2 separate regions of the Homo sapiens genome follow, and region 2 is linked to region 1. Evidence: read pairs that join two places in POLR2A ChIA-PET (ENCODE). Cell type or tissue: Panc1. All regions are shown on one strand.

Region 1 (4,000 bases):
AACTAGCTGGGATTACAGGCATGCACCACCACGCCCAGCTAATTTTGTATTTTTAGTAGAGATGGGGTTTCACCATGTTGGTCAGGCTGGTCTCGAACTCCTGACCTCAGGTGATCCACCTGCCTTGCTCCCAAAGTGCTGGGATTACAGGCGTGAGCCACCATGCCCGGCCCCTTTTCACTTTCTTAATGGTGACTTTTGATCAACAGAAGTTCTAATTTTATTTTATTTTGATTATAAAGATAGGGTCTTGCTCTCTCACCCAGGCTGGAGTGCTGCGGCACAATCATAGCTCACTGCAGCCTTGAACTCGTGGCCTCGGGTAATCCTTCTGACTCAATCTCCCAAGTAGCTGGGACTATAGGCACACACCACAGTGCCCGGCTTAGAAGTTCTAAATTTCATGGAGAATAATTTATCAAGTTTTTTTTCTTTATGGCTAGAACTTTTTGTGTCCTGTTTAGGAAATTTAGCTACCCAGAAGGCTGAGGCAGGAGGATCGCTTGAGCCCAGGAGTTCGAGACCAGCCTGAGCAATGTGGTGAAATCCAGTCTCTACAAAAAAAAAATACAAAAATTAGCCTGGCATGGTGGCATCTGCCTATAGTCCCAGCTACTCAGGAGGCTGAGGTAGAGGTGGAAAGATTGCTTGAGCCTGGGAGGTTGATGCTGCAGCGAGCTAGGATTGCACTAATGCACTCCAGCCTGGGTGACAGAGCAAGACCCTATCTCAACAAACAAACAAACAAACAAACAACAACAAAATTTTGCCTACCCAAGGTCATGAATATATTCTGTTTTTTTCTAGTGGTTTTACCTTTTATATTTAGATATATATTCCATGTAGAATTTTATGTTTGTGTATGATGTGACATAGGGATCAAGATACCTTTTTTCCACATGAATATCCAATTGCCCAGCACCATTTATTGGAAAGACTATCCTTTCCCCAGTATAGCTGAGCAGTATCATCTTTGTTAGAAATCAAATAATCACATCTGGGTGGATTCACTTCAAGGCTCTCTATTCTGTCCCACAGGCTCTCTATTCTGTCCTTGCACTAATACCATGTTGTCTTAATATCTAGTACTGGAAGTCTTACAGCTGTGCTCTACTTGAAGAAAGTCTTGGCTATTCTTGATCCTTTCCATTTCCATACAAATTTTAGAATCAACTTATCGATTTCTGCACACACACACACACACACACACATTCCTGCCAGGATTTTGATTGGAATTGCATTGAATCTATAGATTGATTTGGGGAGGATTTACAAGGTGGAGCTTTCCAATCCATGAACACTAATTTAGATTATCTTTAAATTTTTTTATTTTTTGAGGCAAGATCTTACTCTGTCACCCAGGCTGGACTGTAGTGGCACAGTCATGGCTCACTGCAGTGTCGACCTCCTGCGCTGAAGTGATTCTCCCACCTCAGCCTCTTACAGGCACACGCCACCACACCAGACTAATTTTTCTATTTTTTGTGGAGATGGGGTTTCACTATGTTGCACAGGCTGGTCACAAACTCCTGGGCTCAAGTGATCTGCCCGCCTCCACCTCCCAAAGGGTTAGGATTATAGGCATGAGCCACCATGCCTGGCCTAGATATTTTTAAGTATTTATCAAAGATGTTTTGAAGTTTTCTGTGTAGTGAGGGAGCTTTCACTGTTTGGGTTAGATTTATTTTTAGGTATTTGATATTTTTATGATGTATAAATGATGTTGTCCTTTTAATTCCTTTCCCTAATTGTACATTGGTAGAAAAACATTTGATTCGTTCCTTTTTTTTTTTTTTTTTCACTTTTAGAGACAGGGTCTCACTATGTTGCCCAGGCTGGACTCAAACTCTTAGGCTCAAGGAATCCTCCTGCCTCAGCCTCTCTACTAGCTGGGACCACAGACATGGGTTACCACATCCGGCTTAGTAATTCTAATTTCAATGGAGAAAAATTTATCAAGTTTTTTCCTTTATGGTTAGTACTTTCTGTGTCCTATTTAGGAAATCTTGTTATTCAGGAGGCTGAGGCAGGAGGATTGCTTGAGCCCAGGAGTCCAAGGCCAGACTAGGCAACATAGTGAGACCGCATCTCTATTTAAAGGAAAAAAAAAAAAAGAAATCTTTGCCTACCCCAGCAACATTTGATTTTTTATACTGATTTTGTATCCAGTGAGCTTACTCAATTTACTTATTTATTCTAACAGCTTGTCTGTATATTTTGGGGGATTTTGTCTATGGGCCACTATGTCATCTAAATACTGGCAGTTTTCTTTCTCCCTTTACAATTCTCACAATGTTTCTTGTGCCTTATTCCCTTGCCTGAGGCCTCCCTTGTAGGGTAGTGCTGGATGGAGTGGTAACAGTGGGCTCCTCAGCTGCCTCCTGATCGTAGTAGAAAGCTTTGAATATTTCACCACTCAACCTAATGGAGTGTGTGTGTGTGTATTTCAGATAATCTTCATAGTACTACTTTTTCAGACATACCTTGCTGATAAGGGAAGGGTCTGAGGGGCTGGGATAGGGAGCAGTGGTTTGAGGTTGGGGAACCCCTGGGAGTGGCCTGCCCCTTGCTCAATTAAAAAGCAAAACAGTGCCGGGCGTGGTGGCTCACGCCTGTAATCCCAGCACTTTGTGAGGCTGAGAACGGCAAATCACTTGAGGCCAAGAGTTAGAGACCAGCCTGGCCAACATGGCGAATCCCCGTCTCTACTAAAAATACAAAAATTAGCTGGGCATCGTGTACTTGTAGTCCCAGCTACTCCAGAGGCTGAGAGGCACTAGAATCGCTTGAGCCCAGGAGGCGGAGGTTGCAGTGAGCTGAGATCGCATCACTGCACTCCAACTGGGCAACAGAGCGAGACTCCATCTCAAAAAAAAAAAAAAAAAAAAGCAAAGCAGAAGCTGGACCCTGCCTATAATCCAAGCACTTTGGGAGGCCAAGGTGGGAGGATCACTTGAGCCCAGTAGCTCAGGGCTGCAGTCAGCTATGATGGCACCACTGCATTCCAGCCTGGGTAACAGAGCAAGACTCCATCTCTTAAAAATAAAAATAGAAATAAACAGGCCAGGGGCGGTGGCTCATGCCTGTAATCCCAGCACTTTGGGAGGCCAAGGCGGGCGGATCACAAGGTCAGGAGTTCTAGACCAGCCTGGCCAACATAGTGAAACCCCGTCTCTACTAAAAATGCAAAAAATTAGCTGGGCGTGGTGGCAGGTGCCTGTAATCCCAGCTACTCGGGAGGCTGAGGCAGGAGAATCGTTTGAACCTGGGGGGCAGAGGTTGCAGTGAGCCAAGATTGTGCCACTACACTCCAGCCTGGGCGACAGAGTAAGTAAGACTCTGTCTCAAAAATAAATAAATAAATAAATAAATAAAAATAAAAGAAAAGAAATAAACAAAACAGAGTTGTCTCCAAAGGGGAACACCTCTCTGGTGACTCCCTCTATGTCCTCCATCAGAACCTGGTCAGAACATCTGTCTGGTCTGGGGCTGCTGGGTATCCCCTTTGGCTCTGGAGCATGAGGCTACCGGTCCATTCCTGTCATTCCCCCGGGCGCTGAGGCTCAGAGCAGGGTGGTGACTAGCTTAGGTCCCACAGCAAGTGAGTGGCAGAGCCAGGACTGGAACTCGAGGTTCCTGGAGCCCAGCTCCACTTCGGCCACCACACTGTGGTCAGGAGCTGGGAGGTGACCAGAGGGCAGAGGGAGGGGCATGTAGGTATTTCAGGAACGGGACAACTTTGTGCAGGTACTGGACTCTATGCCCACAGATGTGCGTAAAGAAGATAGGTGGGCAGCCCCTCCTCCAACAAGAGAGGAGCGGGGTCCAGGTGGGGTGGGAGGCAGGTGAGCAGCTGACCCTCAAATCTAGTCCTGCGCCATTTGGAAGGAGGATTTGGGGAGAAATCTCCCCAGGGCAGCATGGAGACCTGGACCATTGGGGTTTGCTCCATCCCCACTAAGGCCCTTGGGAGGAGCTTAGATATCAGGACTGGGACCCT
Region 2 (4,000 bases), 110 kb before region 1:
CCTCAGCAGGCCAGACTGAACCTCCCCTTGTATGGAGAACACGGGCTTCAGGGGACACAACTGGAGTGTGTCGGCAGGTGCACCTGTATCAGGTGTGTGTGGGACAGTGTGTGAACTCGAGAGAGTGCCATTCGGTCTTGGGGACTTGGGAGGACATCTGTGCACTCAGTTCTGTGCAGAAATGTACACGTAAGAGGGTGGCATGTCACTTGTGTGCTGTGGGGCTCCTGGCCAGTGTGCATGGCAGAGATGAACTCTGAGAATGTCACACCGCTCAGTCAAGTATGATGAAGGAGGGGACAAGAGTGTGATTGTCACAGGAAGTGTGCCTGCCGCGTCTCCTGGTCCTGGACGCCTGTGTCTGCTTTGCTTGCCTGGCTCTCACTGCCCACACAGGTGGGCCTGGCTGACACTTAATCCTCTGGCCTTGTGAATGTTACGCAGGTAGACAAAGTACCAGGTCCCTGTGAGGACAAAGTATCTGTGAGGTTTTTTGTTGTTGTTTTCTTTTCTTGTTTTTTTTTGTTTTTTTTTTTTTTTGAGGCAGGGTCTTACTCTGTTGCCCAGGCTGGAGTGCAGTGGCGCAAACACAGCTCACTGCAGCCTTGACCTCCCTGGCTCAAGTGATCCTCCCACTTCATCCTCCCAAGTAACTGGGACTACAGGCACGTGCCACCATGCCCAGCTAATTTTTCTTTTTATTGTTTGTAGAGATGAGTTCTCACTATGTACTCAGGCTGGGGAGCCTGGAGTTTCTGATGGGAGGAGGCTACCTCTACCCTCGCTCCTCGGTTCCCCTGTGACCCCTTAACCAATGTCACTCCGCTAGGATCCAGGTGAATGATCTCCTGGTGGAGGTGGATGGAACAAGTCTGGTGGGAGTGACCCAGAGCTTCGCGGCGTCTGTGCTCCGGAACACCAAGGGCCGAGTGCGGTGAGAGCCCAGAGGGGTGGGGCGTGGGAGCGGGCAGGAGGTCCTCGTCCAGGCACTCCGTTCACCTGCCTTAACAGCCAGTTAAGGTTCTGGTGGCCCAGCTCACAGAGGTTCTGCTGACTCCTTGGCTGCAGGAGTTGCTGTGCCTGGAGTCCCTCGCCTCACACCTGCCTTCTCATCCCAGCTCCCTGGCAACAGCTGGCCACCAGTACTCAGCCTTCCTGGCCCACTGTCCACCAGCCCTCCAAACTGTCCTCTAGGGCTTCTTCTCCTTCCCCCTACCTGTCCCTGACTCACTGACTGAAGAACCAGGACGTCCAGGGTGAATGCTAACCATATTGGGGTCCCCTCATTGGGACCTCATGCCCCCCACCCCGACCAGCCCTATGTCATCCTGGGAAGACTCCGCCCCAGGCCTGTAACCAAGGGGACTGGATCAGAAGCTCCCTGTGTCCACTCTACCTTTGGCTTAACATTCAGGGATCACTCCCTGCCCCCCTGCAAGAGGGGTACTACCCCCAGGAAAGGGTGGTGGAGAGAAACAGGATGTGGGTGGCCACCGGGAGGAGGGGCTGGTGCCTGGAAGTTCCACTATTTCCTCTCCATCCTAATCTCCAGTTGCCATCATCCCGCCCCTTCCTGAAGCTCAGGGGCTTGGAGCATACCCAAGAAACACCTCCGCAGCCCATCCCTGCTGGGAGGGTCATCTTCACCTTTCCCTGCCTCATTTTCTCCCCTGTGGCAGGGGAAGAGCCTCCTCAGTGCATGTCCCCTGCAGCACAGCCTAGAGGTGGGCTGACATTCTCCCTCCCGCAATACTGGCCAGAGGGGTGAATGGGCCTTCCTGCCTCCCTTGGGAAGGAAACCTGATAAGGGCCCTCATTCCCCCATTCATTATTAACACTGCAGCCTTCGGACTCAGCCCTCTCATCTCTCCTCCCCTGGGAGGGCCTGAGTTTGGAGAGGGGAGCATCAGCAGGGAGGATGATGCATTACCTGGCTGAGGACAGAGGCAGCGGATGATGCCGGTGCCCCTGCAGGTTTATGATTGGCCGGGAGCGGCCGGGAGAGCAGAGCGAAGTGGCCCAGCTAATTCAGCAGACTTTGGAACAGGAGCGATGGCAGCGGGAGATGATGGAGCAGAGATACGCCCAGTATGGGGAGGATGACGAGGAGGTAGGGAGTCCCTGCCTGGCTGGCCGCGTGGTCGCCCCCTGGTGGCTAGATGAAGCATTACAGTCATCTGCCTCTACTGCTTCCCCTGCCCTAGTAAAAAGCCCACAGTGCCATTCCCTGTCCTCCAGTCACACTCTTTGTCTTCAGAGGCCGGACAAGGAATACACAGTCCTCTCAAAGAGCCCCCAGTCTGCGGGGAGAGCATAGCCCCTAATCTTGGGGGACCTAATCTGAAAGGGAGATAGATCCAGAAGGGGAAAGATAGTACAGGCTGTTTCTTCAGAGACCCAGGCTGATGAGGAACTGACCCCCTCTGTCATCAGGGGACTACCAGGCTGTTGGGGGAAGACATAAACCGTGTCTCTGGTCCAGCCTCAGGCTGAAGTGGGAGGCATGAACCACATTCCTGGGTAGCTCTCTGTCTGGCATGGGCAACTGGTCCCAGCCCTGGTCATCAGGGCTGAGGGCAGCTGGGTGGGGTGGGCCCACAGTCTCCGGTCTCCCTTCGCAGACGGGAGAGTATGCCACTGACGAGGATGAGGAGCTGAGCCCCACGTTCCCGGGTGGTGAGATGGCCATCGAGGTGTTTGAGCTAGCGGAGAACGAGGATGCACTGTCCCCTGTGGACATGGAGCCCGAGAAGCTGGTGCACAAGTTCAAGGAGGTGGGAGGAGGGGCTCCCTGGAGTGGTGGAGGGAAAGGCAGGCAGGTCTCCTGCCCTTGGCACTGCCTGCCCCACCCTGCTGGAGCTGAGTGCCTGCCCCTCTGCCCAACAGCTCCAGATCAAGCATGCGGTCACTGAGGCAGAGATCCAGCAGCTGAAAAGAAAGGTAAGGGTGCGTATGTGTGTGCTTTTGCGTGCGTGCATGTGTGTGTTGAGGAGCAGGGTCCCCCTACCCTCACACCTGCACATGCTGACACTTAGGCACAGGTACCCACAGAACAAGCTGCTCTAAAGCAAGATGATATGATAGATACGATATTAAGAGCTTAAGCTCTGGATCCATCTGCTCCAGCATCACTTGCTTCTCTGTGCCTCAGCCTCCTCATCTATAAAATGAGGTCGTAATAGCACCAACACCACAGGATCGTTGTGGGATTAAATGAGATAACACACGTCAAGTCTTTAGCACAATGTGTGACATAATAGGAGCTCAATAAAAAGTCAAAGTAGGCTGAGCGCAGTGGCTCATGCCTGTAATCTCAGCACTTTGGGAGGCCAAGGCAGACTGCTTCAGCCAGGAGTTAGAGACCAGCCTGGGCAACATGGCGAAAACCTATCTCTACAAACAATACAAAAATTAGCCAGGTGTGGTAGCGCACACCAGTGATCCCAGCTACTTGGGTGGCTGAGGTGGGACGATCATTTGGGCCAGGGTAGGTCGAGGCTGCAGTGAGCCGTGATTGTGCCACTGCACTCCACTCCAGCCTGAGTAACAGAATGAGACCATGTGTCAAAAGAAAAAAAAGTCAGTATATTAGCTGTGATACCGAAGCATGCTAAGTTCTGCTCTAGGTGTCTCTATGTTTGTGCTGTCCCACATATGTCTGCTATATATAGGCCCATTGATAAGTACAGACCACCCAGAAGTACACACACTGACACAGCAGCCTGGCCCCAGGCACATAGTACCCACAGACCCCCTCACCCAGACACATAGAGACACCCACTCTACACAGACACAGTCACAGAGACAATGGACCTGTGCTTCACATTACACTCGAGGCTATCAGCCTGGATATGCAGACCCACTCTGCACCCATCTGCTCTGAAACACACAGGCATGGCCATCGATCAGACCACCTGGTCTAGGAAGAGTGTCACAGGGCATGCATATTCTCATCTGGGCAAGTAACACAGAGGTGCTGATGCCGACCCCAGATGGAGAC

Evidence for each region. ChIA-PET counts read pairs that join two places held together with the same protein. Peaks named below come from ENCODE experiments on the same cell type or tissue, not always from the same donor. Only the 100,000 strongest peaks of a DNase experiment are listed, where the experiment ranks them.
Region 2: POLR2A ChIA-PET joins it to region 1 with 15 read pairs; 2 of 35 experiments call an interaction of 5 or more read pairs at or near these places.

What each region holds. Positions count from the first base shown.
Region 1 is chr17:50,028,970-50,032,969 of GRCh38, reverse strand. No RefSeq gene overlaps it. Among named protein-coding and RNA genes, the nearest start is that of PICART1, 25 kb to the left of the region's middle. In Panc1, no CTCF peak of the experiment used is centred here; no DNase peak of the experiment used is centred here; H3K27ac peaks cover 1,524 bases.
Region 2 is chr17:50,138,203-50,142,202 of GRCh38, reverse strand. PPP1R9B (protein phosphatase 1 regulatory subunit 9B) reads left to right here. Exons shown (of 10, transcript NM_032595.5): 4 at 830-934; 5 at 1,975-2,110; 6 at 2,622-2,774; 7 at 2,887-2,940. Among named protein-coding and RNA genes, the nearest start is that of SAMD14, 10 kb to the right of the region's middle. In Panc1, a CTCF peak has its summit at 2,144 (motif pointing left); a DNase peak (open chromatin) is centred at 2,202.